3 separate regions of the Mus musculus genome follow, and regions 2 and 3 are each linked to region 1. Evidence: chromatin loops called from intact Hi-C (ENCODE). Cell type or tissue: gastrocnemius. All regions are shown on one strand. Each heading gives the region's core, and the rest is flanking DNA. Links, peaks and the distances in the headings are about the cores only. Region 1 holds the start of Eya4 (EYA transcriptional coactivator and phosphatase 4). Region 2 overlaps Eya4 (EYA transcriptional coactivator and phosphatase 4). Region 3 overlaps Eya4 (EYA transcriptional coactivator and phosphatase 4).

Region 1 (8,408 bases), core at 2,222-7,221:
TATAAAGTTGCTTTCCAATGAAATTAAGATAAAAATTGTGTTTGGGATTCTGTGCTCCGAGAGTGTTTTGTTTGTCTAATTTGACTTATACAAAAGTGCATGCCAAAAAGAATGCCATACACAGCTATAAAATAAACAGGGAACTCTAACCGTGGCGGTGTCCAACCCCCAGGCGCAGAGTGCAGCCAACTGCCTTTAAGGGAATCTTATGTTCCCACTGCTTTTGCCTAACTCCCCTCCCCCCAGTATCTTTTTCTGGACAGTTTTAGATATTCTCTCGCGGTGACTTGCTCGTTTTTAGAACTATTCCTGAATTCTGTGGCAGGTGTCTGACTTTGGGAGTTCTCCGTGTTTTCTTTTGGGTTCTTTGAGTGTCTCCTGTCTTCTGTTCTTTCTGCCTTGCTCCTTGTCATATAGAACTTGGTGTCACCGACCTGCTGGGCCAGTCAGTATTGCTGCCATGGTGTTACAAGGCCTCAGAGGGAGACAGAACAGGGCAGAGAGGAAAACAGGAGAAGTAAGTAACTAGAAACTGGTACAGTCTTTTAGGAGAGCCCTTCTTTCTTTCTTCCTTCCTTTCTCTCTTTTCTTTTCTTCTCTTTTCTCTTCTTCTTTTCTTTTCTTTTCTTTTCTTTCTTTTTTTCTCTCTTTCTCTTTCTCTCTTTTCTTTTCTTTCTTTCTTTTTAAAAATTAGGTATTTTCTTTATTTACATTTCAAATGTTATCCCCTTTCCTAGTTTCCCCTTCAAAAACCCCCTATCCCCTGCCCCCTCCCCCTGCTCACCAATCCATCCACTCTGCTTCCTAGCCCTGGCATTTCCCTATACTGGGGCATAGAACCTTCACAGGACCAAGAGCCTCTAGGAGAGCCTTCCCTTTTTAAGTACATATTTATAAATTATATTTCCTCCACCCCAGTAAAATAGCCATAAAGCCCTGGACCAATTCACTTCTAAAAGGACCCTCCAATTTTAGAGACCCCAAGTATAATTTAGGAAAGAAGATGAATAGTAGACTAAGGAGCAGTGTCTGAGATAACTTGCCGAGCTGGTAAAAGTGCTTACTGTTAATCCTGGAGCACCTAAGTTCATGCCTCAGTCTGACTGAGTGGACAAGAACACTGACCCCCACATGTCCCCCGCCCCCCAAAATCCTCACACTGACACGCTCGCTGCCACACACACATACACAGTAAACACATAAACTGACACACTCGCTCCCACACACACATACACAATAACACACACATGCACAGTAAACACATAAAATTCCAAAATAAAAAATTCTGAAATTACCTAGGCCTACTTCAACGTTTCTCTAGAGTAGTTGAAAAAGAATGATTAAAAATATATGTTGGGAAATCTGGGATTGGGAGCTTTAAATCATTGTTTCTTAAACCACTGTGAGATGATTATAGATGATATAGGAAAAATACTATTTTTATATTATGAATTTATTTATAGGATTGTCTTCTCTTCTTTGGCTTCCATTTATAGTGGCAATAAAAAGGTTTCCTTCTCAAATAAACTTAATAATAAAAGTGCATTTAAAAATGACATATACCTACAGCCATGTTGTGTTTAAATATATACTTACTACCACAATGTAGGTGACATGTCAATAATTATAAGGTTAATAGATGCTAGACATAGCTGTGTGGAATGAACAACATACATTGTTTGCCTTGGCAACAGTAACCTTAAAACTTGGGATTGCTGTTCAACCTCTCAGTTGTGAACTGCACACAAGTCAATTGATTTCACTCCTTGATGGCAACTAAGCAGTATATGCAGGGTGAAGTGCCATTATTAGAAGATCAACTAAGAAGTTGAATAATTAGTATTTTAATAATAATTTAATAATTCTGAGGCTTCTGGGAGGTAACTGCAAATATATTCTTAGGAATATATTTGTATATCTGTATAAGAAGTTATGAGGGAGAAAAATAACGTTTATCGCAAGGTCACCATGTTGAAAAGTTTATTGTGGAAGACAGCAAGGATGAGTAGCTGGGTCTTCATGTGTCCCCAACACAACTGGAGCAGGGCCTTTGTCTGAGCTTGTTGCCTACCTGCCTGCCTGCAGATCCAGCATCCCTAAATGGACAGCTTTGTCTGGGCTCAGTGGGAGAGGATGTGCCTGGCAGTTTGATGTTCAAGGAGGAGATGTGTAGGGTGCTGACACTCAAAGGCAGGCTTCTCCTTGTAAGGGGAATGGGAGAGGACTTATGCAAGGGTTATGAGAGGGTTGTTAAGTGAACAAATAAATAAATTTAATAATAATTTAAAAAGAAGAAAGCTAGGAAACACACCACCTCGTTTCCCCCAATTTTTATTAAAACATCGAGTTTTATTTAAATTTAAATTTTAGCCAGGTGTGGTGGCTCACACCTTTAACCCCAGCACTTGGGAGGCAGAGGCAGGTAGATTTCTGAGTTCAAGGTCAGACTGGTCTACAGAGTGAGTTCCAGGACAGCCAGGGCTATACAGAGAAATCCTGTTGGGGGGGGGGGGGGGGAGAAAAAGAAAAAGAAAAAAATCTTTCCATCCTTTTAAGAGATAAAGTCAAAATATGAAGTCTTGTACCAAAAGGAAATGGATGCTTGCTCACTTTTGAGGAGAATGCTACTCTAGTCTTAGTTGCTATATTCATGGAGGAGTCTGACACCAACAGATTAACTGTTATAGTCTCTTATTTGAGCCACTGGCATGCATGCTGTATCGAAAAGAATGGCTGCTTTTTTTTTTTTTTTTTTTGACAACCACAACTACTGAAAGCATCCCAGAGGCTAAAAATATAGATTGGGATGTATACAGACTCATTCGAATCTCAGCTTTGTCACGTGGACAAAAACATCCAACCAACCGACAATACAGCACTTTGAACTATGAACTGGAGACAACAAAATAATTGAGGTTTTCTTGTTGCTGATGTCCCTTGAGTGTATACTAACCGGTGCTCCTCTCCATCGCAGGAATGCACTCTGGGTAATGCTCCCAAGGCTGCAAAGCACCACCAGAAACCCTTCCACTCAGAGAGCCAGAAAGGGGGAAGTTAGGCCTGGCCTGGCTCAAGCTCCCTGAAACTGATCTGTGGGAGAAACAGCCAATAAGCAAGCAGAGGGAAGACACTACCTTTATCAGCTTAAATTTAAAGCCCCAGCATCTTTTCCATTTCCTCTTAATCATTGTAGACAATGCCCCGCTCATTAAAAACAAATATTCAGCATGGATTTTCCTTTTAAACTAGAGTTCAGGGCTCCTGTTAGTAACATAAAACCAAGCTCAAGTGAAGGATGAAATTTGTTTCTGAAAAAAGTCCAGAATATCATTTAGTTGATAAAAATATTAAAACTAGATTTTCTTCGAAGTGGAGTGGTTTTTTTTTTTTTTTCATCCCTATGGCCATATCTAAGGCAGCGTTGTTGCTAGAGATGACTTGATTTTCTTTGGGAAAAATTATTTTGATTTCTTTGGGCCTTGGTTATCTTTTATACAGCTTTAATAACTATTAGGAAATTAATTAAACAAACACGCGTGAACCACAAGTGAGCAGTACAGCAACTGACAATAAATTCAAAATGAGTTGATACACATTATCAAAGTATCAGGACAGATGTTACTGATGGAGACAATGGGCTTTAGGGAAAGGTGGGGTTATATGGGAGTAATATTTGGGGATTGTCTTTGCTTTGGTCCAAGAGTGTGATATTTATATTTGTCTGTGAAATATGAAATCCAATGTAGGTACAAAAGACATCAACAGAAGGCATAGGCTCAAAATGCCATTTCAGCAGTGTGCCCTGAGCAGTTCTGACTGGCCTTTGGAAGTCACTGCAGTCTGACCTTTGGGCGCCTGGGAGGGGCGCCTATAGCTGCGCCCGGCCTGGAAGGGGCCCAGGCACTTCCCAGTGCTGCCCGTCTGCACGCTGCTAACTCCTTCATCGCTTCCATCTCCAGGAAAAAGCTCTTTCCTAAATCCAGAGCAAGCTTTGGGCTGGTGTCAGTTGGCGTTTAACTTTGTTGCAAGTGGACTAGAGTCCCTTCTGCCTCCTCTCTTGGGGTAAGTGGCAAGGAGTCCGACTGAGGGCCTGTAGCTCGCACAGGGTAGTTAGGGGACCGCCGCCCAGAAGCAGGTGGGGGACCGAGGAGCCCGGTGGCGGGCTGGTCCCTTCAGTCTAAAGGCCTCGGTGGCCAGCGCCAGGCGGGGTGGGGGCGGGGTGAGGCGGCGCAGAGGGCGCGGAGATTACCGCGGCGCCACCAGAGACGCGCAGAGCCGGGGAGCCCCGGAGGTCCCCCCACGCGAGACCTCAAAAAAGAAAAAAAAAGCCGATGATAACAGGCAGTTTCCAGAGATCGAATAAAAAGAGAGGGCTTCTGCGCCCGCCAAGATCTCCTGCTCTTCCGGCGGCCTGCCGGGAGGCCCCCAGCGGCCACCCTAGCCCCAGGACGCAGGCGGCGACGTCCCCCCCCAACCCCCCCACATCCCGCCTCCTGCCTCTAGGCTCCAGCTCCGCGCGCTAGGGAGAGGCTGCCCGCGGCGCGGCGCACGCTCCGGCGGCTCCCGGCTTGCGCGCAAACCTTTCCCGGTCGGCGCCCTAGAGAGGGGACTGAGCGGCGGGGACCTGCGGAGGGACGCCCGGCCACCCGGCGCGCGCGCGCTTTCTCTTTTCTTCTGCTCGCTAACGCCGCTCGGCTGCTCGGACTTTGGTTCGGCTCCTTTCGTCCTCCCCCCCCCCCCCTCGCAGCCGGCTCCCCCACCCCGCCCTGTTTCTCCCCCACTTGTGTAAGCTATTTGTTGGGGGTGGCCGAAAGGGATGTCCTGTTTTTACCAGAGACACAGCGCGAAGGGAAAACTTAGACACTGGAAGGAAAGCGAGTAAATACGTAGATCGGACCCGCAGATCACTGGCTGGGACAGACAATTGAACTTCGGGAGTCCAAGGCGGTCCGGGCCGCCAGAGGTGAGTGTCCTCTCTTCATCCGACCCGGTTTTTGAAGTCCAATGGAGGGGGGAGGTGTGTCCAGATTTGGATGATTCCCCCAAACTGTCCCCTAGAAAGTGCTAGCTAGACACTTTGTAGTGCGTGAATGGGGATCTGGGGATGGAGGTCGCGCGCAGGGAGAGTGTGTGAGCCTCGGAGTTCTCCCCGATGATCCAACAGCAGTGTCCCATGGCCAGGGTCCCTAGGACCTCAGTGGTACGCTCGCCCAGGAAGACCCTCAACGACCTGGTCCCCAGTAACCCCTCTTGTCTAGCGCCACAGGACCTGAGTGAGTCTCGCGTCGTCCCCGGGTGCGGATCCTACCTGCCTGCACCCTGTTCCCTGTCGCCCGGGAAGCTTACACCAGACTCTTCCCACTCCCACCCGGTGACATTTAATACTTTGTGATGACCTGCTACGTGGAGTAAGGGTGCTGCCTCACTCAGTGTCCCTTGGAGAGCCGTGGGCGCCTGGGTTTGCGTGAGGCCGGGAGCGCGTGTACCCAGAGGCCAAGCCCTGGTCTCCAGGTACCGGTCGCAGTCTAAACAGGGGGGGGGGGTCACTTTAATGGTTTTTACGTGGCGTGGACGAATGTCTCTTGCAGTGTGCCAGGGTCTGTGAAATTAGAGGCGCCTTGTCAGAGGAGTCGCGTTCATTGGCTCCAGGAGCGGATGCTGAGGAGCAATTCTAACTTCTCCAAAGCCAAGGACCAGGCTGGGGCGAGCAGGTTTCTCTCAGAGCTCACTGGATCTGGGGTGGCCTTGGCACTCTAAACGCTTGTAGAGCTTGGTCATCTGTGACTGGGAGACAGACTGTGTGAGCCCGTTTCGTTTTGCAAGCCACAGCAACCCCAAACTTTTCATTTTATTTTTCTATTAGCACTAAATTCTTTTCCTTTTTTCTTTGTATTCGAGATTCGCAATCTCTCTGAAAGAAACAAGGAGGTTTTGACTGAGCCTGGTGGCAGAGCGGTGGCAAAACTAAGGGAGTGCAGTTTGATTTTTGCCACCGTCCCCTTGTTTGGGATGTTAGCGCCTCAGCTCACATCTTTCAAGTTCCTGGGAGACTAACGGGGTTTGCGGTTTGGGTGGGATCGGCGTGGCCTTCTCCTTTTCTCCCGGACAACGCAGGGACCATTCAGGGAGCCTCCTGAACTCGAGGGCCCCCGTGGAAGGCGCGCATCCCCGCGCGGGGACAACCTAGGTGGCGGCTCACCAAGCGCGTGGCGTGTGTTTTGGTTTCTGCGCAGCTACACGTGGGGCACCTCCGTGTGCGTGTGTGTTGTGTACTTGATCTGTGAGAAGGTAACTGGAGTCTCGTGTTCAAACCCAGTGGGCCCTTGGCCATTAATTTGCTTTCCTGGCTGTCATTACAGACACTTCCAAAATCTGATACCTAAAGAGATCCAACAGGTTGGGTTTCACATTAAGAGCCCACACTTAACAGTTTTCTTTCTCCCTCACCCCCTTTGGCTCCGCACTCTGGGATCAACGTAATTGTTGGAGCGAAATACATCTTCTTGAATATGGTATTTTGTTGCTCTTCTCTTAGCGCCGCCTTTTTGCACCTATGAGCGTTTGTCAGTTTCAGCGAGGCTCCTGGGGGACTTAGGTGGGAGTCTTTAGGAGTGTTTAGCAACCCGGACTCCCATCAACAACTTCTGAAGTTTCATTTACCCGTGGGTGACTGACAGCGCTGAAAGTGGACTGTGGCTTTTTTGTTTGCTGAGTGCTTCTCTTTTAATTTAATTTAATTTTTTAAGTTTTAAGGACAAAACTTGTATTTGATACAATTTCCCAATAAAGTTTGATATTTAAGTAGAAACGGTACCTACTTTTTATTTTACTTTAAAAAAAACAACATATATTTTTGTCAGACTTATACCTGAGAAACAAAATTTAGCAGAGGCTGAAGGGAAAGAATTCTAAAACAAAATAATTTGATATGCTTTATGGTGCATTTTAAGACATTTGCATTCAAAGACATTTGTACTTAAAAAAATATATTATCCCAAGAAATTTTTAAAAAGCAATAGCAATGTAAGACAGACTGTTTTGTGTGGAAGGACTGCCAGAGTGAGTTGCAATAATATCCAACATAGATAAAAACTGTAAAAACAATTCCACCTTATTAAAGGCTGTAAGTAATCCAAAGGGAAACATTTTTGTAATGTCCGCACATGAATGTTAAAAACAAACCGACATCAAAATCTTCGCTATTAACATCTGAACTGGCTTGAAATCTCATATTCTAATGAGTGATTCCTTGTCCTTCCTAGTAAGGGTATGTCTGAAAAGAACCTGGTTTTCAAAAGCCTGCTGCTCCCTGACTTCGTGAAATAGACGAACGTGAACACAGCACACTGCCTTCCTGTTTTAAGACCACCTCATCCAAGGGAATTTCACAGTTATAAGTGGAAGGGCTATTCAGTTTTTCCCCTTTTGTTTATGTTTATTTCATTGAATATTACAATTTTCTCATTTCCAAAACAAAACTGTGTATCTGTGTTCATAAGTAGCATAGCGTTGGCTAGCACATTCCAGTAAAAAAACTTCAAAACACTGCAACTTGTGTAAAAAATAAATTTATTTAAGAACAGTTTTGTTCTCATTAAGAAACACAAACATGGACATTTGGGCATTTTCTAGAAACTGGAAGGAAAAAAAGTCTTTGTAGAGAAGTTCATTTTTGAAGATTTGCCGATATCTCTGGGTTAAAAAGAAAGCATATTCTCCATCTCTAAATTTTCTTTTATTTATCTTGTGATTTGTGGTGTAAATAAATTTTACACACCCATAGGAAATACAGTGTCCAGTTTCATGTTTTTCGTCACTGATGCAAGCTCTGTGTGGCTGATGCCATATCTAAAAATACATTTATGTGGCTTTATTAAATGTGATGAACCCAAGTTAAATTGAGTAGAAACTTTGAAAGGGTAAGATGCTAGAAACCCCCATGGCTGTTGATAGAGAAGCTAGCGCCCTGGAAAACATGCACGTTCTAACTTTTAGATAACAAACTTAAGCTTTGTTAGCTTCCATGCAGCGGAAGCTCACAGGTTTCATGCAGAATTCAAGAAGAAAGATAATCCCTTTTGAGATTCAGTAAAGTGCTAAGTAATTTAAGAATGTGAGCATTTATGATGTTTTTACATTATCTCCTGTATTTTTTTCCTATGGGGTAAACTTAAGAATACTCAGTGTTCAGTAAGAACAGGCCCCTGTTACAGGGGGCTTATTCACCATAGTTCTGTACTGCAGCTGCTGATCATATTTCACGGAGCTGTTAAAGCACTTAAAACCTAAAATTAGGTACTGTCTGGTTGTAAATATTTCAGATCACTCATTTGAGAAACAAACAGAAAAGTCTGTTATCAAAAGTATGGAATTCTGTCATGGAGGAGCTGGGCAAACCTTTACGAAAC
Region 2 (8,408 bases), core at 1,983-6,982, 110 kb after region 1:
ATACCTGTGGAAAATATGGTCCACAGAGAGCCACCCTACCTCAAAGGAAGTTTTTCATTGCTTCAGCTGTGATTTCAGTCTCATACCTTGAGCACAAAAGAGAGAATCTGGCAACTATTGTGAATTCATGTAACACTGTCTAGTTCGCTCAGAGGATGAAGGTAATGTGAGTGACTCTTGTTTAGGAAATGTTTGTCCTTGAGGTTCTTATATTTTGGGGACATTTTAGAGTTCAGCCCTTTCTTAAACCTGTCTTGTCAACTTTAGACTTATTAGGATACCAGAGGAAAGAGTTTCTTAGAGTGGTCTTGACTTTTATGGGGAACCTTGGCTTTCTTGGGGAGTTTCTGTGAAAGAAAAAAAAGTCTCATAGAAAATGAAGGTGAAATATTCACTAATATTTGAGCTCTTACTATCATACATGGGATACATCCTTATTCCAAACAGTAAATGGATCCATAGAAATTTTTGGCATCACTCCATTGATGAAACAGGGAAAAAGTAAGATATTGTCATTTCTTTAGAGCAGCAACATCCCTCAAGGAGAGCAGGTTCCATAAAAATTATATTTCCCAGAAATCCAAACTCCAATCACCTGAAGAGAATGACCACTAAATGTGTTACCTGCAAGTGGTTCTGGCTCATCTTAGCTAGGGTTTTACTGCTGTAAAGAGACACCATGACCACGGCAACTCTTATAAAGGACAGCATTTAATTGGGGCTGTATTGCTGGTTCTAAGGTTCAGTCCATTAACATCATGGTGGAAAACATGGCTGCATTCAGGCAGGCAGGATGCTGAAAGACCTGAGAGTTCTACATCTCATTCCAAAGGCAAACAGGAGCAAACTGATTTCCAGGAAGCTAGGAGGAGGGTCTCTCAACACCCACCCCCACAGTGACACATTTCCTCCAACAAGGCCACACCAACTAATAGTGTCTCTCCCTGGGCCGACCATATTCAAACCACCACATGGCTCATGAATAAAGAGGTTTCCAGATGAACTAGATGATGTCAATACTTGTGATCTTGTTGATAAAATATGGAGCATAGCATGGCTTGAAAACATTAGTCTTTAGATTGATCCCCAAGCCTACTGCCAAATCAAAAAGTAAAGTATATTTTATGAGCATAAAATTTGAATGGCTGAGTATATGTTAAATAAATATGGTATAGGTGATGGTTAAAAAACAGGAAGTAAATATGTCTTGTGTATTAAATATGATGCTATTGGTCCTTCTTTGTCCACATTCCATTCTGGGTTATGAGAACAATGAATAGGAGAGGGGCTGAGGTTTCTAGAGAGCCACTTGATTACAAGAGGGAGAGAGCAACTGTCAGATTTATTCTGGGTTAGCCATTTTAATTTTCTTGTTACATTGAATTGTCCTAGAGTGTAGGAATACTCATGTAGTTGAGTAAAGTTATCACCAAGTATCTCTATGATCTGTGTATTAGTTATGACTCTCACTGCCATAAACAAATATCTGAGAAGAAGAAAAACTAAAGAAAGATATTCTAGCTCTTGGTTGGCCAAAACTTCAAAACCCATGAGTCAAACCAGTTCTTCCTCTTTTAAGCTGCTCTGTTAGAGGCTTTCTGCCACAGTTGCAGAAAATATAATTAAAGCAGGCAAATCAAGGAGGTGGTTGAGTGCATACTGTCATGATTTGTCCTACTGTTGTGATTTGTTAGTTTCTAGGCAAACAGAAGGCTTCCTTGTACTGTCTTGTCTTTAAAGATTCACTAGTCTTGAGAAGGGTTGTCCCTACTCAGTCATGAAGATCACCAATACAAGAACATCAGAATGTAGAAAATAAGAATATCGTTAATACAGTTGGCCTCATGGTGACTAGATACCAAATAGAGAATCATAATAGCTGTGAAAACACAGTTAAAACAAGGTAGCTCAGGTGCTTACTGTAGTAATACAAGCAAAAAGAGGCTTTGACCACTTGATAGCTGAGGAAATGGAGAGAGGTGAGCATATTTGAGACAGAGTTTGAAGGTCGCAGTCACTAATTCTGAAGGTGCAATTATATGTAAGAGTTGTAGAGAGAACTCAGTAACTCTGATTGTGGACTTTATATGTGTGGGAAAGATTGTACAGTACAACTAGGTCCAGTAGGTACAACTAGGTCCTGAAGAGAAACAACACAGGCCAGGCACTGAAACTGATTATTGATGTACAGATAGGAATTAAACAGGGAGATGTGAGAGGGCAGGTCTCTGGCAGTTATAAAAATCGTGGAGTCTTCAATTTGTAGACACAATATTGAATATGTAAGATAATTATCTAGACAAGTATGACATTTCAATGATTTGGAGCACTTAAGTTGTTGTCAATAATCCCACCCCTCTCTAACCTTTCCCATTCTTTGAAATTATCACTTGTTTTCCTAATATTCGTTGAGTGTGTCAGTCTTAAAATGTAAAGGAGATTAAGCAAACAGCAAATATATCATGGCATTGATACCATATGCCGTTTGTTACATAGTGGCATAGTGGTAGCTCTCGGCTTATATATAAGTTCCCATGTCTTGAGTTTATATCAAGTAAACACCACATCAACACCTGCCTGAGGAAAACAGCATCGCTGTGGTTTCTATTTAGTTTTTTATATACATGACCATTGCACAGCTAGCAATTAGGGACAGTATTGTACTTGGTTCAAGTTTCAGCCATGTTCTCTCTGTCATCCTTTTGTAATTGTTGTCAAAATTACGTGACTATGCTTTTCCCTTTTGTTTTTGCATGGCAATTCTACCTTAATCTCTCAGCTTCAAGTATCTTTTCTTAGAATTATCTAGGAATGCATCTCATAGTTAATTGTGAAATGCTACAAAATATCTTAATGCAAAAAGGGGGTGGCACAAAGTGGGGAAAACAGTTTCCTGCAAGTCATGGATGCTGAGCAGCATAGGGGATAGTAAAGGAGGCAGGCCAGGAAACAGCAGCAAAGAATCATTTGTTTATTAATTCAAAGCAAAAGTTGTTAAGGCTTTGTTCAAACTTAACAGGTGCCATGATTAGCCTTAACTCTACTCTGCATATTCCTGTGAAGGAAAGTTGTGTATTTGACAAATGCCAGGGTGGCATTCATAGCATGCAAGTCACTACTGTGTAGCATACCAGCTGTCAGCAGTTTGTAATAGTTTTACTCTTATCTAATGTGGGGCAAACCTTCACCCTCGAAGACAGGACTTGAGTTATTGGCAGATAGAATCTGAAGGGCTATATAATTTTGTGAGATCAGCACAGCAGTTTCATACTATAAAATATAATTGAAAATAAGCATTTTTTTTTACCAAAAACTTCTTTTTTTTTTAATTGGGGCTACGCTTGTCCCTACAATCTCATTATAATTATCAGCATTGCTTGAGAACTAGATGTAATTTTAAATATAAGATAATATAAAAGATATTGTTAAATGAAACATTTGGTAGATGAGATCTTCAATAATCTATGTTTATGTTGGAAAACTAAATAGGCTCCCATTAGTGGTCTTGATGAGAACTACCATTTCGTAGGAGGCAGACTAACACTTGGAGAGGATGTCATGTTTTGGTTTCTGCCCATGCCTATGCTCTCGCTACTGTGTTAATGGAGAGTGGTGTTGCAATACATGCTCTTCACAAAGTGTTATCCAAAATTGATGGCCATTTTCTTTCTTGGCTGTTACAGCATAGCACTCACTTTGATAAGCCATGGTGCAAACAAATGAGATTTCATTTCTGATCAGAAAGTTTGCTGTGGTGTGTACTTAAGAAGACAACCCGACACAGACTCATTTTTACACCTGTTTTCCTAAAGGTTTTGAGTCCACTTGCATGTGATTAAGAAAAAAAAAATGACAAACCACCCATGCTTCCTTAATACACAGAGAGCTGACTTTATCCCCCTTAGAGCTTTAGGCATGTTTGAGTGAGTCCCTATTGTACCAGCAACAAACAAATATTTTGCTCCAGTGAATACTGTTGCAATCAAGCATGCATAAATACAGTAAATAGTGAGTGCCTTGTAATCTCTTAGGAAAATAGATGTCTCAAAAGCATGTTTTCTCATACTTAAAAATGTAATTCCTTGAGAAGATTTGGATACCAGACATTGTTTTTAGTGATCCCAAATAGACTAAGAAGGAAGACCTTTTCTGGTCTATGTAGGCTCTCTGGTACTCCCACAGAACAGACACTTCATGAACTTGAATAGAGTAGGACAGCTCTCCATCATTTAAGCGTTACCATGACACAAGTCTGGAGGCTAGTGCCAGCTACAGGTGTAAGGTGCAAAGGTGTTCCCTTCGCATTCCCATCTCTGCAGCTACCGCAGAAGCCGCAAGCCGCAGCAGTGGCATTAGTTGGTAAACAGCGACAACTTCGGTTGCTGAAGTTCTGGGGTTTCTGTCTCCAAGGTCCAGGGTTAAAAATAGGGAAACACCTTTATCAGCTCCTCCCTGTAAAGTGAGAATCTCTAAAAGTGATGCCAGGCTGCAGTTTATTCAAATGAGCCATTTACTCCCCTCCTGCAGGCCATGAAATCATTTGGCCCTAGATGAAAAGATCAAGCAAAAGAAAAAAACAAAAACAAAACCCCAAGAGGAAAATCAGTTATCTGAGGATTGCATGAACAAATTAGAGGCAGTAATTCCCGCAATGGCTATAAATGCCGGTCTGAAATTTATGAAGAATTTGAGATATGAATTAATATAAAAAGTTTAGATACTTTTCTCATTTTTTTTTTTTTTTTTTTTTTTTTTGGTTTTTCCAGACAGGGGTTCTCTGTATAACCCTGGCTGTCCTGGAACTCACTTTGTAGACCGGGCTGGCCTCGAACTCAGAAATCCACCTGCCTTTGCCTCCTAAGTACTCAGATGAAAGGCATGGGCCACCACCACCTGGCCAGTTAGATACATTTTTAGACATGTTACTTTCTGCAAAGAAAATAATGGTCTGGCAAACTCTTAAGGAAAAAGGGAAGACTAATGTTCAATAATGAACTTGTCTAGAATTCAGCTATTCCTGTTCAGTTTGTGTTCCACTCGAACTTAATGCATGCTTTCTCATTTGTAAAAATAAACAAGTTTTATCTTAGAAAAACCTTACATAGAAGGATGACCCTTTACATGTAATCCTAATTTCATGACTTTCTTCTGCCTCTAATGAACATGCAATAAAAGTGAGTTAAATAAGAATGTAATTAATTTCCCATTTTGTGCCTTGTGTACTAAAGGGGAAAGAACATTTTGTGTGTAAGAACCGGAGAGAATAACGAAACTGAAATCTTACAAGATCTGTCCTCCTTTCAAAAACAAGCACAAATGAAAGTGTGGGTTGGAAACTACAAAAAGTGTCACCCTAACTGAGGTTACCTTGCCACAAACTATGTTGCTTTAAGAGAAATTTCAAGCGAAATCTGCTGTTTGGAAAACCTAATACAAGATTTTAATCTTGTGAGACACGGCAACAATTGGCTCTGAGTGTGTCCTATGACAGCAGGTAGACAGCCCCGGGACTTCACCAAGCCGTGTGGCTCTGTCAAAGTACCTTCAGATAAATGCTGCTCCTCAGATCTTGCAGGGCTCTGGGAGCTGGGACAGCGTCAGCCTCAGCCAGCAAGTCATCTTACTATAACACAGAAGGGTGCGGAAAGCCAGCGTCCAGAGCCAAGCCTGTGCCGTCCCCAGGCCTCTGTCTAGCTAACCTACATTGAGGCACTGCTCAGGGAGCCAGAGGGTTCGCGCCCGAGTAAAATATTTTTAAGGCTACCTGAATGTAGACTAGGGACCATAAACTCAGTGTTCTGTAATTCTGGGACCGGCCTTCATTTTCCTGACACTGCAGAATGGAATTTATTGCCTGTTGAACTTCACACACACACATGCAAAAAAACTCACTTCCAAAATACAACTGGAATCTGTTTCAGGTGTTTGGAGCTCGAGGTAAGTTATAGTTAGCTTTTGACAGAAGCCTTATCCATGCTGTTAGATGTGGCACAGCTAGACCTGCATTTACCATGTGGCACTTCCGTTTCAGAGCAGATTTTTTTTTAAATTAAGATGAATATGTTTAGAGTAAACATGATAGAATAAATATGTCTAAAAATTGGGCAAGAAAGTCTACTTGATAAAATTCTTAATCTGTCCATACTTAAAGTAAAAAATAGAATTTGTCTTTGTTTACTCTAAAAACTCTAATTACTTTCGTGGTGGGAGAACAGTAGGTAAGGTGATAATTGGTAAGAGGTTATACCATCGCTGTGCAACCGTAACAGACAAGTTAAGACTTTCCTTAACAGTTGCGGGTTACAAGATTGGAAAATCTATCCCCTGTCACTCAAATTGAAGACTTTATTTTCTAGGTAAATTGTTTGGGAATCTTGAGGAGAGTTTTTCCTTTCATGAGATCTGAGCTGTGTTTGTCTTAATAATTAGCACTTTATAAGGTTTAAGAGAAGAGATGCCCTTTCATTTGTGATATTTTATTTGGGGTATTTTTCTGAAACCACATTATAAGAACAAGTTTAACTTCTAAGGTCTTAAAGGATTTTATTGTGGTCCCTCCCTCCCCATTTGGAAATAAACTTCAGATAGTGTGTACTTTGATTTAAAATCTTGATGTAGAAACTTTTGAAATGCTTTGTCTTAAGTCACTTAAACACATCCTTAGGTTTGTAGGCCACAAGATGAAGAGAACATAAACTGCTGTTTGCTGTATAAAAGGTATGGCGCTAAGGAGTTAGCATGATGAGAGCAGCAAAGGTCTGTCTGAGGACGACTAAGGAAGGTGGGCTGTTGGTGAACTTGTTTATTCCTTCTGTACACACACACGCACACAGACATATGCACATACACACACAGACACACATGCAGACACAAACACCCACACACTTACCCACACAGACTCACACACACACGCAGACACACAAATATACACAGACACCCACATACTCACAAACAGACACACACATACACACACACATACACAGACACCCACACACTCATGCACACACATACTCATTCACAGACACACACACTGTAAAACAGTACAAGAGGAGAAAATGTTCCCTGGTTCTAAGTATCTGTGAAAACTGCTTTACTGCCAAAGTTAAAGAGTTTAGGGACCTTGGGGGTGAAAGGGAGAATAAATTAGTCCAGTGAGTGAGCTTTCTCACATGGTCCTCAGCGAGACCCACTGAACTGCTGACGCTGATCATCCGCTGTCTCCCGCTCCTCTCTGAACTGGAGTTACTATTTTCTAAAAGACTGCCATTATGTTGATTTTCATCTTGTAATCAACATTTACTAAACTACTGAAATATGCTTATCAAAATGACTCCCAAGAGCAAATACCAATAGGTGTATACATTACTTTGTGTCGTAACTTCTTTAGTTATAAGTTCGCAAAGGGCAGGGAAGAGTGAGACTAGCGTTCCTTTTGTCTCTATTTTGATTTTTCTCTCTACCGTCCCCCCCACCTTTCTTTGTAAGTGTTCTGGGAATCTTTAAAAATTAAACAGCATAACTCTGGAGGAAAGGGCCACCACACAGAAAGGAAAGGGTCCTCTGTATGAGTCCAGGGGTAGCCACACCATTTACTCTAGGGAAACCTCTAGGGAAACGGTGCAAGACGATTTTAAGGGGAATTTGGCTGTTGAAGAAATACAAAAGCCAGGTGACGTCAGGAGTGTACACGGTGAGAAACAGATAAATTGCGCTTCAACCCATATCTCAGAAAGCTGTTTTAACTGAGGTCAAAAAGGAGACTATTGTAAGTGTATCTCAATTATTTATTAGGTTTCTCTGGAATGGGACCTTCACAAGAGTTAGACCCAATCAGTCATTCGGCTGTGTGGGTGTGTTGTCCAGTCAGAAGAGAGTCTCTACCCACGTATTTAGAATTGACAAATATTTAGAGTGAGAAAAACTTTGACAGTAACAGAGTACTACTTCATTAATCAAAGTAACTTCTACTTGTAACGATTTTTGTAGTAAGCTAATTAAATATTACTTAAAGTTATACAGTTAAAGGTGCTCTCTCTTCTGGTGCCCTAGTTGTATGTGTGATATGTGTGTGCTTTGTGGAATTGTTTATGCTCTTTGCTGGCAAATAGTTAAAATTGTTACCTTAGTTTGATAGAAAAACAATGCAAACAGAAAACACGATATCTGTGGTTTTTAGAGTGTGTATTATACTATCATCTGTGTTTTATTAGTTCTGCCAAATGAATTTCCTTTTTAGATTAGTACTTCGTGAGAAAGGGTTTATTTTAAAATAACATGCAAGACATGCAAGAAAAAATTTAATGAAAATTAACCTAGAATAGATTCTAAAAAAATGAGAACATTGTATAATATTGCAGAAAATAGGTTAAAATGTATCACACTGTAAGTATATGCTTTCTGTGTGGTAT
Region 3 (8,408 bases), core at 1,435-6,434, 170 kb after region 1:
TGTGTGTGTGTGTGTGTGTGTGTGTGTGTGTGTGTGTATACATGCACACTACAGACCTTTTAAAGAGAAAAAGCTACAACATTACAATATGGACTGAGGGCCAGAACTTAAGTTACTTCAGTGCCTTCTCTCGAAAGAAACAAATCTGGTGGCAGACTTGCTGCCTTCAAGACTTGTCCTGAAGCTGGCTCACTCATCTCCTTTATACTGCAAGATGGATGACACAGTGAATAAGGTCATGGGGTGTAGCAATAAAGAAGAGGACAATGGGGTAGCAGGATAGATGGTTCAATCCCACGCCATGGCTTTTGGAGGAAGGCATTAAAGCTATCCATTTAGGTGCCAAATGTCAAACACACAGGTAGCGATGTCTTAGAAAGAGAGTTCTGCAGCATCCACATGGACACAGGTGTGGGAGTTTCCATGGCCCAGTTCCAGCCAAAGCTGAGACTGTCCAGTAAAAGAACTACTCAGGCAAACTCCAAATGACAGGCTGGAGGAAAAAGCGCCAAGACTTTGCCATTCTGGGGATTTTAACTGTGCATCTATATAAACTATCCACCTACAGATTACCCCGATAGCTGAAGAAGCTTGCAATGGCCTGAGAACACTGAGAGAAGGGGAGGTGCCCAAGGGGACAGGGGAATGACATGTGAGTCTGACTTCCTGATTTTAAAAAGGCTATTTCGGGACGGAAGATTTAGTTTTACTTCTGTCAAAGAGGCCGTTTTCTTCTAGAATGGAAGTTCAGAGAAAACTACGGATACAAGTTTTTCTGATGCTGTGAGTTTCCCGGAGATGAACTGGGCTTCTTGTTAAGAGTATGGTTTTCCTTAGCATGTTTTCAGACAGAGCAGGTGTGTGCTGTCAACACTGAAGAAGTGATTTTCACTTATTAAATAGATACTCCACTAAACTAAATGTGCCACTGAGGGGACGCTTATTTATTTCCGGTGCATGTTTAATCCCCACGTTAAATATATTTGATCTACTTATCAACTTCAGATTTGATCCTAAGATCCCATGATTGGTAAATGACAGAGGTGATGTTTAATGCTCAGTTTAGAGTTAACAGTGCTTAATTTTAACCCAACACTCAGCGTGAAATGAAGTATGATATTTTTTGTGGAAGACCATAGCTTGTGCCATCATAATCAGAAATTAAATTAGTTTAATAGGTAACTATCTTCATTTTGTTCACTACACTGATGCTTTGTTCTTCTTTGTTAAAACACTCTAATACAAAAAAATGTTTATCCCACATAACGTCTGGACTCCTGGCTGAGAGTCTCAGTAGAGAAAGAGTTGATGTATTCCTCAGTATAATTGATGGCATTGAATGTTTTGATTGTGGCCTTCTCGCTTCACCCCACAACTTGCTAGTGGAAAATAATTTCCTGCTTCATTAACCACGGTTTGTAACCGATCTTATAGAAATTTGACTCCTGCTCCATATGAATAATGCTTGAAGGATCTGGGGGGGAGTTTTGTTCTTTTCTTTGTTTTCCAATGAAGGGACTCTTTTGAAAACCCAGATTTAGACACGCTCCCATTGGTTTAAAGTATTTGCTCATGGTTCTTAGAGGTGGAATTGGAGGACTCACGTTTTATCTGAATAATTTGTTGGAGTCAAAGGTAAGAGAGAGGAAGGGGAGAGAGAGAGAGAGAGAAAGAGAGAGAGAGAGAGAGAGAGAGAGAGAGAGAGAGAGAGAGAGAGAGAGAGAGAGAGAGAGATTTCCAGGTTTCAAGTGTGAGAAAGATGTTTAGTTGTGAGCCCTAAAAGGTATCACTTTCCTTTCCTGCATTTATCTGTATCTGTTTTGGCTCCAGGGACTGAGATTTCTCTGTAAATGAGCCCCACACTGTGAGCATTCATATTGGCCTTGGGGATCATTGTCAATGTGCTGGAAACTAGTGTAGCTCTCCACAGTGTGCACAGAAGCCTATTTCTCAGTAAAGATCATGAGGGCTTCCTCCTGTGGCTCCTCATTAGCACAGATCACTCAGTTCTCACCATGTTCGGAGAAATGAGCTTGTGAAGGCCTCCCCTGGGGCAGCCTGTCCACCAGAACACAGGCACTAAGTGACGGAGATGTGTCATGTCTTGGAGCAGAGGTCCTGTCTCAGGGCCATAACTGTGGCAAGAACATCCAGACCCTATTCAGAAATGTGTTGGCTTAAGGTGTGACCTGCTTCTGTTACTGATGTTTTCCTAGGTGTGGGCTGTGTCAGGTTATGAGAGCCAGTCCTGACATGAGCTGACCAAGTTGCTTTATTAGCATGTAGAAGCATGTTATCTCCATCTCTTCTTCCATTCCTCCCTTTTTCTCTCTTCCCCTCTCTACCCCCATCTCTTTTTCTAACACACACATCCATACACATTTTGGAGAAATCTCAAGTTTTTTATGTATGTGTGTATACAAATGTATGTATGCATGCATGTATATGAATTATGCATTCAAAAACACACACATATACATGAAAATTCAACACACATTTACATCATAGAACTAACCCCATCTTTGTATTAGAAGCCAAAAAGTTCCTTCTGTTCCTAGGACTGTGCTTAGAACAGAATTAGCCAAACAGGTCACTAAACTACACTAAATCTGACCTCAAGTATCTCAGGTCAACCGATCTAATCGTTCTTTTCTATTGCTATGTTACTATGCACATGTTATCATGGCTAGATACTTCATGTCATCATAATAGTTGTGGGATGGGGCAGAGCGCACAACAGAGACAGGTTTCTGCTCTTCTGGAGCCTTCCACTCCAGTCAGATGAAAAGAATCCTCTATGTCACTTCTATTTCTCAGCTAGGGAGAATTTATTATTATGTCTTATACTAAGCAACATTATCAGCAAAGCCAATACTAACCCCATATGTTCATATGCATCCATCTAGAGGTCATACTGCAGTTTCTCTCGGTAGGCACTGTGAATTGGGAACCTAGAAACTTATTCTGTGATGTCTGTTTCATACAGAGAAAGAAAGCTCATGTGACAGGGTTGTAAAGTCTAGGAGACTTGCATTTCTTGGGTCCTGAACAGCTGATGGAGGGACTCTATAAATAAACAGGGCCATGAGTCATTACCAGGATCTACAAAGGGTGAATCATAGTGTCTGAGTTGGAATAGATTCTGCAGTACACAAATTTAAGGTTTACCCTCCCTTGGGTTTGAGGAGGACCCTTCGGACTATTCAAATCAAATTCCACCTGGGCTATAAACAAAAACTCTAAAAAAGAATCAAGAAGCTGGTTCCTACGTCTTGGGATTCTCTCATTTCTTCTTCTCAATGACCACGTCAGGCTAAGATTAAGTTCCCTTATTTAAATTGCCCAGACAGATCCTAATGTTTGAAAGCCTGATGATTCAAGGCTCCTGAAAAGGGAGTTGAAAGAGACAGCCTAGGAGGGAGGGAGGGATGCCTTGACATGCAATGTGCATGAGCAGTGTTAGAGGAGGCAAGTCCGTGTTTATATTGACATCTGCAATTTTTGAAAACAATTCTATTACATTGAACTTTCAAAGTCCCTGAAGTTAGACAATTGCAGGCATTCCAAAGCAGACACAAGAGACTACAGGAAGATACTTCAGCAGTCACGGGAATGATGACATAGTTCTGTTCGCTAAAGACTCCTTTAATTGGAGGAGGTTTAAATCCAGTAAAATAAATACGCCCTGGGAGCTGCACTGTAAAACTCCAGATAGCTGCCTTCTCATTTCCTGTGGTCCGGACTGCAACACACCAGGGCTCTATTCGCTTCATAGGCTAAGCTTTGGTTGGTTTGCAGAAGCAACACGTTTCGCTTCTTTGCTTTTTTTTTTTTTTTTTTTTTTTTTTTTTTTTTTTTTTTTTTTTTTTTTTTTGTGGTGTATGCTATGTTTTTTCATTCCTGACTGGTTTCCCTGGCTTACACATCTTGTACATGATCCAAATTGGCTCAGAGCCCCCACACTACTTTGGGACTTCAGTAATACCACTAACTAGAAGCCTCCCTCGGGGTCCTTTATTTGAACCAATCAAAATCTAGCTAGCAATTTCAGAGATATTTTTCCTGACTCTTTAAGCTTACACTACAGTCTGTCCCATCAGTGGGCTGCTAATATTCTAAACCTTAAAGTCCAAGGCAGAGACTCTGCCCTCTTGTGTCCAAAAGTCTTTGCTTGTGCTGAGAGCCAGTTAAGGTAGAAGTTCAGAGAAGTCTGAAGCAGAGATCCTCAGGCTGTCAGTGCAAGGATCCCCCACTCCATTTCAACCCTTTAATGTTCCTCAGATCATTGACCACATAAACACCAGTGTTTGCCTGGACAGTGTACACCTCTATTTAGATTTTTATCTCTAATTAAGGGAGAGTCCAGGAATTAATTTCTACTTGTTTTCTGCCAGTAGAGTTGCACAGAAGATCAACATTGTACTGGTTGGGTTTTGTGTGTCATCCTGACACAAACTAGAGTCATCACCATGCAAAGAGCCTCAGTAGAGGAAATGCCTCCATGAGATCCAGCCATAGGACATTTTCTTAGGTAGTGATCAGTGGGGGAGGGCCCATCCCATTGTGGGTGGGGCCATCCCTGGGCTGATGGCCCTGGGTTCTGTAAGACAGCAGGCTGAGCAAGCCATGGTGAGCAAGCCAGTAAGCAGCACCCTCAGTGGTCTCTACATCAGCTCCTGTCTCAAGGCCCCTACCCTGTTTGAGTTCCTGTCTTGACTTCCTCTTATGATGGATTGTGATCTGGAAATGTAAGCCAAATAAACACTTTCCTGCTCAACTTGCTTTTTGGTCATGGTGTTTCATCGCAACAATAAAACCCTAAGACAAGGCCCAGCCAGGTCTTTCCTGCTGATTCTAAAGCCAAGGTCATACATAGGCCTGCTTCTCACTAATGTGCGTTCTCTTCAACAGGAGTCAGGTTTCCCTGATTCCTCAGAATATTTACAGTTTCTTGAATATTATATAAGAAAACTCAATGAACTCTAAAGGACAGTGTTTGTTTTCCTTTGTCAGTTTTTCCCCAAACACAAGCCCTTTCTGTTACATGGCAGTTAAGTCCAGGTATCTGATCACTCAGAATCTTCTTGGGCTGAGTTGAACCATAGTTGTACAGTGAACAGCCCAACTTCCAGCTCCCTTGGCACATCGCCATCTTGATAGTTCAGTGTCTAAACTATGGGCTTATTGAGGACAGAAACACTTTTTTGGTTTTATTGACTACTGAGAAAGTCTTTGCATGTTTATCTTTGGAAAAAAAAATCACCCAGTGGATTTTACAAAATTTTTACAAAAACAAAAAAATCTTAATTGAGATTGGTATGAATTAAAGAGGAGTCCCCCTTAAGTTTCTAGAGACCATTTTCTTTCTGTCTTTACTCCTTGTTGATATTTTATTTCTCCTGCCTGTTTAACACTGCTGGAAGAACGCTGCACCCAAGGGGAAAGCACACATCTCAGTCCTTGCTCTGAAATTCTTTGGCATTTCCTCATTTACTGTGGTGCAAGCTGCAGAGGTTTTCATGAATGTTTTCATAGATGAAGGAGAACTCACTGGCTTAGCTTACCAAGAATGTACACCGTGAATGGATGGTGGATATTATCCAGTACATCTTTGCAACCACGGTCATAGTATTTGTCAATATTTTGCATTCCATTGATCTCTGGATCAAAGCATCTGCTAAGCCCACCTTGCATTTCCAGGATAAACCACACTGGTCCTAAACCAGCTCCCTTTGCCCACTGCTCTCCATTTGATAGTAGCCTAGTGTCTTGGCTGTCTGTAATAGGTGTGGGTCCATGTTGTTCTTCTTGAAACTGCCTTTGTCTGGTTCTGGATCAGGATAGTGGACTCGCCATCGACAGGAGAATCCTTCCTTCTCCCAGATGACAGAATTTACACTATATTACTTTCCCTCACATATTTGCTTCAATTTAAAAAGATACTTTATTTTTGTGACGTGTGTCCATGTGGTGTATTACATGTTTATACGGAGGTGTGTTCATGTGCATGCCCGTGCAGGTGGTGTGTATGTGAGAGAGCACATGTGGGGAGGCCTTAGGATGACTCTGGGTGCTTTTGCAATGACTCTTTATCTCATTTCTAAGACAGGATCTACTCCTGAGCCTTGAGCGCACTAATCTCTCTGGCCAGTGCATCCAGGGAGCGCTTGCCATTCTCCACCGTGCTCAGCTCTTGCCTAAAAGTGCTGGGGGTTTGAAGACAGTCCCTCACGTTTGCAGGGCAGGCATTGTCCTGTCCAACCCTTTTTACAGCCCCATCCCTGGGATTTTCTTCATTTGATAACTGATTTGGAGATTTTCTACATTTCTACTGAGTCAGGTGTGGCCTCTTTTATCCAACCTGAATTCATTGACATTGTTTAATGACTTTTCATCCTTTGGATACCACCAACGTCTCTAGTGATTGTTTGGAATTAAAAACTATTTGTATTGATTGTAGATTTTTCTATTTCTTCTCTCTAATGTTTCATTCTACTGGTGTCTACTAATTTTTCTGTTTCTAGTTTTTCAGATGAAAATGTACATCATAGATTTTCAGGCCCCTTTCCCTGTTGCTCACTAACCACCACCATATATACTATATACCAAGCTCTGACTCGATGTATTGTCACTAGTATTTTGCTCTATAGGCCATTTTTCATTTATTTTTGAATTTTTCTTTGACTTACATTAGAAGATTAAATAGAAGTATAACATTTCATTAGCAAAAATTGGGGTTTTATATATCATATTATCATTTTATTTTTGAATGACTTCATTATGGTTGGATATCATATTCTATAAGATTTACATTTAACATCTTATTAGTATTTATCTTGTAGGCCAGTATAGTTCTTTTGGCAATGTTCCATGTCTAATTAAAAATAGCTTATTTCTATAGTTATTATTAGGTCCTATAAATCATTGGTGATGATAATGCGTTAAGTTTTTTTTTTAATTTTATTTTGGAGTCTTTCAAAAGAATGACTTTTGGCCGGGCAGTGATGGCACACGCCTTTAATCCCAGCACTTGGGAGGCAGAGGAAGGCGGATTTCTGAGTTCGAGGCCAGCCTGGTCTACAGAGTGAGTTCCAGGACAGCCAGGGCTATACAGAGAAATCCTGTCTCAAAAAACAACAAGAACAACAACAAAAAGAATGACTTTTGTGAAATAATGTTCTAAGGTTCCAATCAGGTCCACAGAGTTAGTTGCCTCTTTCTTCCTTTAATTTTGTCAGAAAAAGTCAATCCTTTCAGGATCTCAGGTTTATTAGATACATCAACTCCTTCCTATTCTCAGAAGCAAACCTGTCAAAGTCTCCTCTTTTTGGATAGAAAGCATTGTTTTCTGTTAGAAGACTTGCAAGTCTGGCTGTCAGTCTGAGGGTTGTTTTGAAGCCACTTGGATCAACTTGAGTTGTGTTTACTTCTGGCTACGGGTTACTTCCTCACTGGCGACGGGAGCTGCCGAGTCACGGGAATTAAACATTCTCCCGTTCCCCTGTGTTGCTGTCAGGAATGATTTATTTCATGGCAGCATCCATGTCAAAGTAGACAGTCATGATCAGAGTCTGACCTTTTCTTTGCATCATTACATGAACACGCACGTAGGATTGCACAGCAGAACAAGTCATGCTGTCTCACAGTGGATTCTACCCCTATTTTCAGTGTGCTGCCCTTGACATACATGAGCACTCAAAGACTGAAAGGAGAAATTAAAAAATGTTTGCTGAAATGTCAGTTTGATCTCTGCTGCTCCTATTCTAACAGGTCTATGGAAATGCAAGACCTAGCAAGTCCCCATGCCTTGGTTGGAGGCAGTGATACACCTGGGAGCTCCAAGCTGGATAAATCTGGTCTCAGCAGCACTTCAGTCACAACAAATGGGACAGGAGGTAAGTGCCATCCCAAAGATGCCCACAGTCACCTCTAAGGGCTTGCCTCAAGCTTCATGCTAGGGGTTGTTAGTAAATAGCAATCCTATTACTGATGCTGTGATCAGAGTTACGTACAAGAAATATCCAGCTAGTTTATAAGTGTTCTACTTATCTTCAAAGTTGAATCCCTTATCTATAGCTATGAGCATACATAGAGAATATATTAGTCCCGAGAAATATTTCAAAAGATTTCAAAAGGTTACCTTTTCATATCTTTCCCTATAAATATTCCACAGAATTTAAAAATTATAGATAAAAGATATCACCACATATATGTGTGTGCATTAATTTGCATATTCAATATTTTTGTTTTAGTTTCAAATTTAAATAAAAAGTGTTATCCCAACATTTTTCATTAAGATGGTGTTTATTGCAATTGATTTAAAATGCAATAAAATATTTATATCTACTGCATTTTTTCAAAAAAATAATACTATGACACATAGCATTTATATCAACGAGAATTAATTG

Evidence for each region. A loop is a pair of places that touch in the nucleus more often than their neighbours do. Peaks named below come from ENCODE experiments on the same cell type or tissue, not always from the same donor. Only the 100,000 strongest peaks of a DNase experiment are listed, where the experiment ranks them.
Region 2: it touches region 1 in a loop (4-fold over the local background); 3 of 42 quality-filtered maps call a loop at or near these places.
Region 3: it touches region 1 in a loop (5-fold over the local background); 3 of 42 quality-filtered maps call a loop at or near these places.

What each region holds. Positions count from the first base shown.
Region 1 is chr10:23,346,317-23,354,724 of GRCm38, reverse strand. Eya4 (EYA transcriptional coactivator and phosphatase 4) reads left to right here and starts at 4,835. Exons shown (of 19, transcript NM_001347372.1): 1 at 4,835-4,963. In gastrocnemius, for the core only: a CTCF peak has its summit at 4,413; DNase peaks (open chromatin) are centred at 5,115, 5,426, 5,679, 6,197 and 2 more places; H3K4me3 peaks cover 3,667 bases; H3K27ac peaks cover 4,201 bases.
Region 2 is chr10:23,234,359-23,242,766 of GRCm38, reverse strand. The region is part of intron 2 of Eya4 (EYA transcriptional coactivator and phosphatase 4); the gene reads left to right. Among named protein-coding and RNA genes, the nearest start is that of Gm24655, 72 kb to the right of the region's middle. In gastrocnemius, for the core only: a CTCF peak has its summit at 4,359; no DNase peak of the experiment used is centred there; H3K4me3 peaks cover 905 bases; H3K27ac peaks cover 1,218 bases.
Region 3 is chr10:23,172,486-23,180,893 of GRCm38, reverse strand. It overlaps Eya4 (EYA transcriptional coactivator and phosphatase 4), which reads left to right. Exons shown (of 19, transcript NM_001347372.1): 4 at 7,771-7,895. Among named protein-coding and RNA genes, the nearest start is that of Gm24655, 9.7 kb to the right of the region's middle. In gastrocnemius, for the core only: a CTCF peak has its summit at 4,149 (motif pointing left); DNase peaks (open chromatin) are centred at 3,961 and 5,140; H3K4me3 peaks cover 1,323 bases; H3K27ac peaks cover 3,411 bases.